2 separate regions of the Mus musculus genome follow, and region 2 is linked to region 1. A link is a loop called in an ENCODE intact Hi-C map of the cell type or tissue named here. Cell type or tissue: left cerebral cortex. All regions are shown on one strand. Each heading gives the region's core, and the rest is flanking DNA. Links, peaks and the distances in the headings are about the cores only.

The links. A loop is a pair of places that touch in the nucleus more often than their neighbours do. Peaks named below come from ENCODE experiments on the same cell type or tissue, not always from the same donor. Only the 100,000 strongest peaks of a DNase experiment are listed, where the experiment ranks them.
Region 2: it touches region 1 in a loop (14-fold over the local background); 2 of 42 quality-filtered maps call a loop at or near these places.

Annotation. Positions count from the first base shown.
Region 1 is chr8:46,564,548-46,568,547 of GRCm38, reverse strand. All of the region lies in intron 6 of Cenpu (centromere protein U), which reads right to left. Among named protein-coding and RNA genes, the nearest start is that of Cenpu, 14 kb to the right of the region's middle. In left cerebral cortex, for the core only: a CTCF peak has its summit at 2,230 (motif pointing left); DNase peaks (open chromatin) are centred at 409, 1,399, 2,832 and 3,859; H3K27ac peaks cover 904 bases.
Region 2 is chr8:46,808,807-46,817,423 of GRCm38, reverse strand. The region is part of intron 5 of Irf2 (interferon regulatory factor 2); the gene reads right to left. Among named protein-coding and RNA genes, the nearest start is that of Gm39170, 17 kb to the left of the region's middle. In left cerebral cortex, for the core only: no CTCF peak of the experiment used is centred there; a DNase peak (open chromatin) is centred at 4,226; H3K27ac peaks cover 1,046 bases.

The DNA of each region.
Region 1 (4,000 bases), core at 1-4,000:
TTTAAGGATTAGGACGACAACATTATCAAACCACCAACTGCTTTTGACTTATTTAGGACTTAGAGAAGATTAATACATAATCTCAGGCCAAGCAGGTCCCAGTACAGGAAGCAGCAGCACCCAGCACACTGGGGTGGTGAAGTTTAACTATGCCTATGGGATCACCTAAGAGAGGACAGCAGCGCAAACTCGCTGAGAAACACTCCCTGGCTGGCCGGAGGCTGCGAGCGACCCAATTCCTAAGGAAGCCTGAAACCAACTCCTAACAGGATCCATCAGGAAGATCACAGGGTTGTGCTAAGAAGAATTCCAAGATGACTGGCAGGCAGAATTCCCTCCCTCTGGAATAAGTGGTGCCTGTGAACAGCGGGCTCTTAAGTGTGAGTAAGAACACTTCTGTAGCCTGGAGCGTCTGGCTGGCTTTGCAGGCACCACACTTCAGGAGCCACGTGATCAGCACCTGCCGGGGCTAAGAGCAACCCAACCTCCAAAAAGAGAGAAAACAGGCGCCTTAGTTTTAAAGCCTCAATGAACTGAATTCTATCAACAACTTGAAAACTCTTTAAGGATGAATCCAAGTCTCATGTGATAGCCCTGGATAGCCCTTGATTTCAGCTCTGAGCAGAGAAGCCAGCTAAATTGAAGCTGGACTCTGGGCCAGGAATAGTGAAATGCTAAGTGTGTACATTTAAGTAACTAACTTTGTGGTAGTCATAAAGCAATTATAAACAGAGAGAAAGCCCTACTAAGTCAGATACTGGGAAAATGTCTTAGGCTTTCTACACTCACCCTAGCAGAGGGCAAAAGCAAGCCTGTGACATCAAAATACCCAGCCAAAAGTCAGACTGTCTGCTGGGACAGTACTTAACGCTACTCACACAAGGATGGGACACAGAGTTCAAAAATCTCTTAACACCACGGACTACAGTTTCAAGTTCTAGACTAAAACTAACACACAAGAAAATGTAGGGCACAAGAAAATGTGACCCAGAGTCAAGACAAAAACAGACCAAAGACAAATTGGCCCAAAGATGAACCAGACAATGGCTGGATCCAAACAAAGGGTGAAGCAGCTGTCATCATGTCTAGGAAGGGAAGGGACAGTCTTAATAGAGACCCTCCCTGTGGAACAGAAGACACAGGCAGCACAGCCCTCCCCCAGCAAAGTCTGGAGCAAAGCTGTTCTCTGTTGATTCCAGTGGCTGCGGGCTGTGACTGGTGTCATAGCTGTTCCATCCATCTTCACATCACCCACTCTTTCTCGCTCACAAGAATACCTATGGTGACATTTGTGGCTACCCATACAATTTACATGTGAGAGTATCTTTAGCTACCCATATGAGCAGAATGTGGACAGATCTCTGGGGTGTAATTAAACCACTCCACGTGGGCTTAAGCAAACCAATGTTGACGGCTGGGAATGTGGCTCAATTTGTACAGAGTGAAGTTCTGAGTTCCACCCCCTGTGCCACATAAACTTAGCATAGTGATGCACCCTGCCAGATGGTCATGTCACATGGCAGCAAACGTGCTGGTGCGGTAGCTGAGAACTGACATTTGATTCACAAGTACATGGCAAAAAGACAGAAACACTGGGTCTGGTGTAAGCCCATCTCCAGTGACAAACCTCGTCCTCCAAGGCCACACTTCCTAACCGCAGGGGGGGCATTCTCATAGAAAGCACCATATCAGCACACAGGAGAAGACCTTAAGTTTGAAGTCCTCTCTAGTAACACACCAAGTCTAAGGACAGCCTTGGCTACAAGAGACCCCGTCTCAAAAACAAAACAAAGCAAATAGGCTGCAGACACAACTTAGCTGGTAGTATGTGCCAGCGTGTGCAGAGCCTGGGTCCACTCCCTATCTCTCTCTCTCTCACACACACACACACACACACACACACACACACACACACACACACACACACTGTGATGGCAAAGCCTGTAATCCCAGCTCTCACACTCAGGAAGTGAAGGCACAAAGATCAGCCCTTCAGGGTAACCCTTGGCTACGAAGTGAGTTCAGGGAAGCCCTGGGCTATCTGCGACCAGTTTCAAATAAGCACACGACCCCCAAAACACAAACAACAAAACAACACATTTAAAAAAATGTCTAGTGAGTTTTAAAATAGCAGGCTGGGGAAGGTGGCTCAGTGGTTAAGAGCACTGACTGCTCTTCTGAAGGTCTTGAGTTCAAATCCTAGCAACCACATGGTGGCTCACAACCATCGGCATGAGATCTGATGCCCTCTTCTGGTTCGTCTGAAGACAGCTACAGTGTACTTAGGTATAATAATGAAAGCAATAAAACCATACCCAGTACATAAGTCAGAACTATTGGAACTGTTAGACAGCATCAGTCTCGGGATCCAAAGTGCAGTGTTTTATGATCTAAAATATGTATGATAAAAGTGCAAAAAGAAGGCCTGGAGAGATGGCTCGGCAATGAAGAGCACAGGTTGACCTTCCAGAGGACCCAGGTTCAATTCCCAGCACTGGCATGGTAGCTCACCACTCATGGTACCGTCTGTAACCCCAGTTCCAGGGGATCTGACACCCTCTCCGGGCCTGTGGGTACCAAGCATGCATGTGGTGTATAGAAACACATGCAGGCAAAACACCCAGACAAATTAAGAAGTTGACAAGGAAGAGTGAGAACTAGAAAGGAAATGTGTATTTGTACAATGACTACAGTTTTCATGACGTGGAGGTGTGAGAAGCTCACCAGGCCGTAGTCAAGCTAAATCCAGCATGATACACCAAAGCATATGTCACACACATGTGAAGCTAAGAGGAAGGGAAAGCCCGATGCCAGTGGGGACAAGAGGCACTGGAAGTTCCTGGGCAGTGACAAACCTCCAGCAAGACCTAGGAAGGCCGGGGGCCGCAGTGGCATCCTTCAAGAGCCGAGCAAGGGCTGTCAGCTCAGAATTCTGCACCTACACAAGCATCCTTGGAAGGCAGAGGTGAATTAGATGCTTGACTGCGAAGTCTGGGAGACTCACTAGCAACTGCAGGAAAGAAAGTGGGGTGCCCTGTAGGCCGAGAGGAAGGAATCAGGCAGGGGGTGGACAAGAGAAGTGGAAAGGGAATGTGGGAAAATAAAACACTACAGGATCGTTTTCCAGCTTCAAGGAAAATGGCAACCCAGTAAGGTCAGAGCCATAATACAGGAACAGTGACAGAACCAAAGTCACAGAAGACAGGGATGGAGAGAGGGAGCTAAACACTGTTACTTAGTGACATGTCCCCTGAGGAGACGTGGCTTTCAGCTAGAAAGTAGGTGGGGATAGACAGACAGACATATAGACAGACATGTATGTCCCTAACACAAGTCTAAATAGACTTTGCTCATTTAAAGATGAATCATTGTAATCCAGGGCCAGCACACAAAATAAACAGCAGCAAACCTAAGTCACAAAAAAGAACTGAATACTCAAAATATCCAGTTACTTCAGAGTCACCAACAGAGGATCAATCTCTCAAAATCAATCTCTCTCTCTCTCTCTCCACCAGGGTGGTAAGATAGTCTACTTGGGCCTAAATATACTTAAAAGTATACACACAATAGAGGCACCTTTAGACGTGCTTCTTAGACAACACAAAAAGTAAATCCAGAAAGGATAGCAGAAAATAAATAGCAAGACTGTAGACTTACATCTCATTATATCAACACTTATATAAAAAGTAATTTAACCAAAGAATCCACCCACAAGGCCAAGACTGCCAGAGGACAAGTCTTCCTGGACTAGGAAATGGTGCTTAGGAGACAGGGCCCGGGGGACGAGCAAAGGTGCTGATTCATGTTAAAGGCACCAAGTTTTATTTAGGAAGGACACATTTTTGAGATCCAAACAGTGTTACTAAAGGAGGACCGAGTACTCAGATGCCAGAGAACGTGGTGGGTACCTCATTTAAACCAAAGGAAGCTAAAGGAATGGATCTGTTAGCTTGATGTTGTCATTCTACAGAAACTACCCCATTGCGCCCCACGGAGACGC
Region 2 (8,617 bases), core at 1,778-5,777, 250 kb before region 1:
CAGTTTCCCTTCCTTGATTGTCAAACATCTAGACAAATGCCTGCCTCGGCTCCCTCCACCTCCTCAAGCACACCCTTGGGGAGGCCTATAGTCCTGTCCTGCCTCCAGCTGCAGAATGAAGCCCCCAGAAGATGACTCTGGAATCAGACCAGGTGACCAAGCCTGGCTCCTCTGCTTCTCACAGGCTGAATTTAACCCTTTAATTCCTCTTGAGTCATTTTAGCCACATGGCGGCTGAGAATGGTAATGGGTACCATGCCACCGGGTGAGGAGAAGCTTAAAGGAGACGAATATAGACAAGACATTTATTCTTAAAGAACACTCGCTACCATCGAAGGTCACCAGTTAAACTGTTCTTCCCATATCCAAGGGTCCTTTCTCAAGCCCCTTCCCCTAAGCTCCATCCACAGGACAGCGAGGACTTTGCCTCCCTCTTGACAGCCTGAATCACCTGCAGACCCTGCACATGCGCACCTCACCGTGGGCGCCATCTTTTCTTTGGGGCTCCCAATGGTCCCTGCTCCATTTTTCCCTCCGCAATCATGGTCCACGTTCCATTATGGCACGCCCTTTCCTCAATTCCTCCCCAAGAAAACTAAGTACAGGACTCTAGACAAAGGGCTGGAAGAACTGCTTTTGTGCGTTCTCCTTTTGTTTCCTTTCTTACCCGTGATTCTATTTCTAGAATTCTTATCAAAGTAACAGAACAGCCAGGTTTGCGTTTATCTGAAAATAGAACTATTCCGACTTTGCAACAGAGACCTCTAAGTGTTTCACATGATCTATAGTGTAGCTATTGGTGACAAACGACACTTTTGTCACTTCTCAAAATTAGGACTCACTAAGTTCATTTTCCAAGATCATGATACTTTTAGCCTGGTGTGATGCAGGAGCCTCATCTTCTGCACCCATCCAGATGGAGAACAGGATGGATGGAGTGGGCTGCTGCTTCTCTCTGCCTACCTGGTGTCCTGCCTGAGGTAGAACACTCAACTAATGTCTTACTCCTCCTACAACCACTCTGGGAAGACTCTCATTGGTTCTGTCACCCCAGAGAATCCGTTCTCAACCTGTGGGTCATGACCTGCTTGGGGAAGTTAATGATCCCTTCGCATCATTGGATATCAGATATCCTGCATATCAGATGTTTACATTATGATTCACAAAAGTAGCAAATTTGAAGCTATGAAGTAGCCATGAAAATAATCTTACTGTTGGGGGTCTCCAGACCACGAGGAACTAAAGGGTCAAAGCATTATGAAGGCTGAGAAGCAGTGCTCCAGTGGACAAGATGGTGACATATAGAACATTATGTGCCGTGCTAGCTCCCTGACAAGTCTCCTTCCAGGGTGTGGAAGCTTCCTCAAGAACTCAGCCAAGACTTTTGAAACAGTTAGAAATGGGGATATCAAAAGCTAAGAGGTTGAAAAATAAGAATAAAAGAGGCACGGGGTTCTCTGACCTCCACTGTGTATGGCGCTACACACTGTACATGTTTGGGCACATGCACAGACATACAAACAGATACTAAATAAGGCAATACAATCATCTTTACAAAAACCCTAAATAACATTAAAAACCCAAGGGTTCCAAACTGTGGGAAAAGGTGATGGTTCTCTATGAACATGCAGAGGCAGTGTAAAAGATGGATGGCCTGTCCTGGTTATCTCTGGGGACCCACCTCTGCCTGGCTCAATACTCCCTCACTTTACCCCTGCACTGGGGCCTAGCCCATTGAGACCTGAGCATCATGCTAGAGGTTCTCTTCTAAATCAGCTTACCTGGGGCTACATTGGTTTCTAAGCCTCTGGCCTCACTCCAACAAAAACAAACAAAGAAACAAACAAACAAACACAAACAAGTAACCCACTCTCAGGTAGATTCCCTCTGCACTGCTAAATTAACCCTGCCAAATATTTAGGCTCAAAGGCATCTTCTGTAATTACAAAATCTAGACCTGGTGTAGCTTAAAAGATTTTTTTTAAGTAAAAGGAAATGGGTACTGCAGAGAGTTTTAAGGGTGACTGATGGCTATCCTTAACACCCGACACAGGGTCACTTTGGTTGGTCTCTGGCCTTGGCTTGCTAGATGGGCTTGCCATCTAGCTGGGCTTGTGAGAGAAAGCAACAGAGGAACCAGTGAGTGGAACACCTTACCCCTCTGCTCTAAGTCTCTTCTGCCTCATCCCTGTGCTAAAGCATTGTGTCTAGATCCATCCTCCCAGGGCCCAGGGCACTAAGTATATTTCCCATTCCTATCGACCTCCTATCTCAAACTACTCTCTCAAAGTCAATCTGAGGACCTCAGATCTAAGAGTGCCTCCAGGTCTCTGTGAAAAGGGCCAGGCTGAGCTTCATGAAGAAAGGCAGAGACAGAACTCTAGAGGGTGCAGAGGTCACCTCAGCAGCCATAGCATCATGGAGAACAAATGCTGCCAAGCAGCCTCCAGCCTGCCTCCACCTTTCCTTCCCTGAAGGAAGGCCATCTTTACTCATCTCTAACTGACCAGCTTCCCATGGCTAATTCCTCACTCCCTTTTCTTTCCCTACATCTCGGAGAATTTCTGTCTTGGAAAAGGGCCTGTTTTCAAGACTTCCAATGTCATTCTGGAGTAAAGGGTCACACCTTTGGGCCTCAGACACTCAGCATGACATCTGCTTGCCAGATGTCATTTCACTCACAAACAAGCTCCAGACCTAGTATTCCTTCTCTGTATCTTCCTCTTTTAACTACTCCTGTCTTCACGCTCCATACTCGGAAGCAATGTCCCCTGGGCTCCATCCCAACGGTCACCATCTTTGTCTATATTTGTTACTGTGCAGTCTGCCATTTTCTTCCTTTTACCTTGATCCACTGGGCTCCAAACCTTTGCCCCAAGTAGCTCAACTTGATTTCCTAAAGAAGTGTTAACAAGACTTCCTGGCAAGGAGCTGCATCTAAAGAGACTGATACACTGAGTAGAACTTCAGTAAGATAAGGAGACTGAAATGGTGTAGGACTAATTAGCTCATCTTGAGCTAGCTTTAGCTTCCTTAATAGCTATCCTTGCCCACACTGTGTCAGAACCAACATGGTGGGACTAGTCAATAAACACTTTTTGAACTATGTTGCCTCACAGCACAACACTAGCTTCTAACAACTCCCAAAGTAAGAATGCCATCAGATATGAGGCCTATGGGAAAGGTTCCCCTGATCACCGAGAAAGCCTCTCTGAGGCACCCACCGATGTGGTTTAAATTTGCCATGACAGGACTTTCTTGATTCTGCATAACTATAAAACCTCACAAAGCTGTTTCCACGGTGGAACATGGAATCTGGAGTGACCTAAATCGGTGTTCCAGAGCCATGGTCACTCAAATTTAGCTCTAGAATAAACTATGTTTTCTTTCCTCTAAGATGAAAGCTATCCCTTTCTGTGTCCAGAGAAGTGACTTAGTCCACCAGCAGGGGAGGGGGGTGGGAATGGCCAGTGATGGATAGCTCCTAACCTGCTTCATCTTCCTAGCTGGCTTTATCCAAAGCAGCTCTGATGTGTTTTCAAGTCGCCCTCCGATACAGGTTCCCTGGTCATCATAGTCTTAAACCTGAAGAGTTTTCCCAAGCAAGGAAGGAGCTGCTGCTGCCCCAATCGTCCTGTCTAATCAGGAATGTACTGTTGCAGGAAACAGTCTTGTGAGAAAGGTCTGCAGAATGGACACCAGCTATTCTGTAATTTCTAACCACATGGCTGCCCTCGGAACGAACACAGACCAGTGACTTCCACCAAATGACATTACGCCCCTTTCTATTCGGTTTCCATGGGAACACTGATGCGTTGATTTGGAAATGCTTGTGTTTTCATCTGCAACCAACCCCCCCCCACTCCCCCTGATGCAGGAAGCACTCGTTCATATCCATCTTACCTGGGCATCTTTATTTTCCATTGTTCTCCACACAATGCCCCTGATTAAATTAAGCCAGTTTCCATATTCATTCAGAGGAAACCAAATAACGCTGACCTCTAGGCCTTCACTCATGAAGCATCCCTTCCTAAGGAGTGAGCATTATCTGATCTGGGCCACATTTCCCTCCCCAGGGTCAGGCTCAAGTTCTGCAGCTCCCAGAAGAGTTCTCAAACTCCAGAAAGCCATGCCATCTTGGGAAAATGACTCATCCCCTATGCCTGTACTTCCTAGATAGGGAAAAGGGGAAAACTCTGACCATCCCAGGAAGAGCTAAATAAGGGAATAGTATCATTTAGAGGAACTAAAAATTGTCAACACCTACCACCCTGCCTACTGTTAGCCTTATCGTCCTTGGTCTTGCCTATATGGAACAGAGCAATCTGTTGTACCAGGGCAATCTGTTCCATGGTATTTTCTGAAACGCATACATTCACTGTTCAGTCTGAGACTGCTTACTAACGTTTCTCTTATTCTAATTTTCTTAGGTCAGACAGGTAGCGCCACAGAGGTAGTTTATTTTAGTGATGTGTGGCCCACTGAGCACACAGAATATACTCTCAGATAGACAGTGATAAAAATGAAGATATTTTAGAGGTGTAGCTCTTCCAATTAGATGGCCTTACAAAATGTAACTGAAGCCCAGAACATGATGGGTCAGTGGTGGGCAGGACCACACCTTGACCAGCACTGTGTAGATAGATGTTCATGTTCTCTGTCTTCTATTTAAACTTTTATTGCCTTTCGGGACCCTGAAGATGGTGGCCTTTCAGGTTCTTAAAGATGGACCTGAGGGTTTACCGGATCTTTCTGTTCTTCTCCACAATGTTGTCATATTGAAAAAAAATCTCAATTTTCAGTTTTCTACTATTAATTTGGCTCTTTTAAGTGGCTATTGAGGATGGGCGACCAAACATGGCTTGCAGAACAGGCTTCGAGATGAAAGCGTGGTCTAACAAATTATTAGGATGGTGTGAAATCTCACTGGGAGACAAGTTTCCCCATTGGTTGGGGGCTTTTCCTTCTCCCTGCAAGAGATTTCTGGGGAAACGTCCCATTTCTTTGGGGTCCACTGTTTGAATTGTCTGTTCACTTCTCTTCAAAAATACCTTCATTTCTGCCAAGCCAGTTACAACACCCCAGTTTCTGTTTGAGGTGGAATTTGTCTGTGTTTAGATGAACACAGGTTGGAATGAAGGAAAGTTAGAACATATTTATTGTCAGCTATCCATGCATAAAAAGCATTTTCTTCAAACCCCTTGACTTTGGGAAGAGCTGGCACAACCAACTTCATCTTGGTTTGAGATAAGGGTTTATCATGAAGCCCAGACTTCCCTTAAACTTAATATCCCCCTGCTCCAGCCTTGTCAAGGCCAGACTGACAGGAAAACACTACCATGCCCAGTGACTCCATTTTAACTCTGACAACGTCCTCCCTCCACGGATCCTTGGAGAAACTATTTTCTGAAACAGCAAGGAACATACAGTGAATGTGTCCATGGCCCAGTATGGCTGGTGGTTGTTTTATTTTATGAACCAGGATTTATTGTAGCACAGGCTGACTTCAAACTTCCTATGTAGCCTAGGTTTACCTTAAAATTCCTGACCCTCTACCTCCACTTCCCAGTTGCTAGGATTACAGGGCATATGCCATCAAACCTGGCACAGCTTACATACTTAGACTTTTAACAAAAAAGTAGACTATTAATCCTTTATTAAAGACAATCTTTTAACTGTAATGATCCCAAAGCCATTGTGGAATTAACTTTGGAATCATTCTGCAGATCGATCAATGCCTTTAGCAACTATAAACCCCAGAATTGGGAAAAACCCACCGGCCTGATACACGTTCTACTATAACACTGCATGCAAGACAAATGCAAAAGATAGCTACATCCAAAGGTTAGGCTGCACTAAGTATGATTCATCAGCCTTCCGCTGAAGGAACAATGTCCCTTGAGGAACACAGTGTTAATCATAGCTTTGTTACACAAGGATTTCATAACAGATGCTCCTGAGCAGGAGCTCCACCCACGTGGCTTCATTTAAGGCCGCTCACTTCCTGGATGAACATGGCTAAGTCTCACCAGGGCTGTGCCTACCACATTTTAGTGGCCCCACGAGGCTGATGTAACCAAAGCTACCCTTTTCTTACGAGGACCCCCACATGCCACCCACCCTAGGAAGCACATTTCCTTACATTCCTACAGCCCCGGGATGCTGCATGTCTCAGCCTTGACTGCTTCACCGGAAGTAGTGTGTCTGTCTTAAAGAGACATAACGTAACGGCCAGCCATATAACCTTTGGTATTTGATACTGAATGGAATATAGTGGTTACGTGTGGGGAAAATATAGTGAAAAGTAAATGTTATTCTGCTGTTGTTTTTCTACTCGCTGCAATTATGAAATTAAATCTGTACTGTAAAGCCCCTGACTCCCACCATACAGAATAAATATATCTGCGTTTTTAATAAATGTTCATGCTCCCACTCAGTTATCAGATATGTATAGTTTGCTCTATGCTAGTCACTGAATGCTGTGAACATACTAAATATGAGACAATCACACCTAAGAGTACAGTGAATTCTTCAAACTAGGTATTTGTGGTGGGAAAAAAAAGTTATACATCTCTTACTGAGATGTAGAGATATATTTGGGACACTCAAAATGCAGGTCTAAAAATATCACCATGGAAAACAGTATGGCTAATAATTAGTTTTTTTATAATCATAGGGAGAAAATAATGCTGTGTTTTGTTTTGTTTTATAAAAAGAGACATAGAAAATGTCCCTAGACTGAAAGCAAGGTCACTCGTGGTGGCTGTGGTGGCTCTGGTCCATGATCCAGTACTAGACAGGCTGAGGGCAGAGAGCTGCTGCAAGTCTGGGGCTAGCCTAGGCTACACAGTGACACTGTGTCTCAAAGAAAAACCAACCAAGCAAGCAAAGAAAGAAAGAAAGAAAGAAAGAAAGAAAGAAAGAAAGAAAGAAAGAAACAAAGAAAGAAACAAAGAAAGAAAGAGAGGAAGGAAGGAAGAAAGAAAGGAAGGAAGGAAGGAAGAAAGAAAATTCTGGGTTCCAGAGGACCTGGGCTCAATTCCCAGCAACCACACGGCAGCTCACAACTGTCAGCAACTCCAGTTCCAGATCTGACTGCCTCACACGGACAACACCTACGCCAAACACCAACGCACAGGAAGTAAAAATAAACCATTAAAAGGTATTATTTTTAAAAAAGAAAAATTCTTGAGATACAGCAAAAAGTTCCTATGGGGTTCTCAGGTAAATTTCTCTTTCTTTTCCGAAACAAAGTTTTCTTCAAATTATATGGTGCAGGACAATCACCCTCAAGATCTCCCTAACTTAGCCTCTTGGATGCTGGGATTACAGATATGTGCTCTCTACCACACCCAGCTGATGGTGTGGGTATTAGTTAAGGTAATATATACATATATATTACAGATACAAATAGACATATATAAAATATATATTACACGTATATATGTATAACTATATTACAGATATATATGTATATAAAACTGTAGTACCATTTCTGTGATAATAGGAAAACTGAGCATTGGCTAGATATTTAACGATACAGAGGGATTCCTGTCAAATTCATCAGCTAAAATAATGACAGCATGGTATTTTTAAAGGGCATGTACTTTTAAAAATATATAGTGAAATGCTTACAGAAGAAACATCATATTTGAGATTTGCCTGAAAATATTTTGACAACTATCACAAATTGTTTCTGTAGTCAAAATGGGTCAAATATCTATGATGATATTGAAAGTGAGGGAAAGGATGGAAGCACTGATGAAGCAAATCTGGTCAAGAATTGATTGATATTAAAATTAGAGGGTGATCTACAGTAAATCTTACTCCTTCCTACATGTATAAAAATTTTCCACAATAAAAATTACAACAAAATTAATCATTAGTCCTATGCTATTTATTGAATTATTTATTTAAGCATGTGTGTGTGAGAGAGAGAGGGATATGGGGGGGGGAAAGAGAGAGAGAGATTGAGAGAGAAAGAGAGAGAGAGAGAGGTGTATGTCTGTAGAGGCCAGAAGAGGGCTTTGGATCTCTTGAAGCTGAAGTTAAAGGTAGTTGGGAGCCACCTGACATAGGTGCTGGGGACCAAACTCAGGTCCCCTAGACACAGTCTTAACCACTGAGCTGCCTCTCCAGTCCCCAGTCCGGTGCTATTTTTAAAATAAATCAGAAACTTTAAAACATCAAAAATGAAACAAAGTGTCACTGCTAGTCTACCTAAAATATTTATTTTCCATCACAGAGATAAGCACCTCTCAACCTTGAACAGCTAGCTAAGATTTCCCTCAGACTCTAACTACAGGAGCTGGAGAAATGGCTTTAGAGTTACTAGCACTCGCTACTCTCTGAGAGGACCCGGGTTCAATTCTCAGCATCTACCTGGAGGCTCACAACTGTCCTTAACTCCAGCTCCAAGGGATCTGAGGCCTCTGCAGGTACCAGGCAAGTACATAGTGCACAGACATACATGTAGGCAGCCTAGACACATTAAAAAAAAAAAAGTCTAACAACAGACAGCCATATGTATTCACAATTCTAGACCTACATATTTCCCACATATTCAACCAATCACTGGTCTGTACAAAACATATATAGACCTGTTCCTCTTATTGTT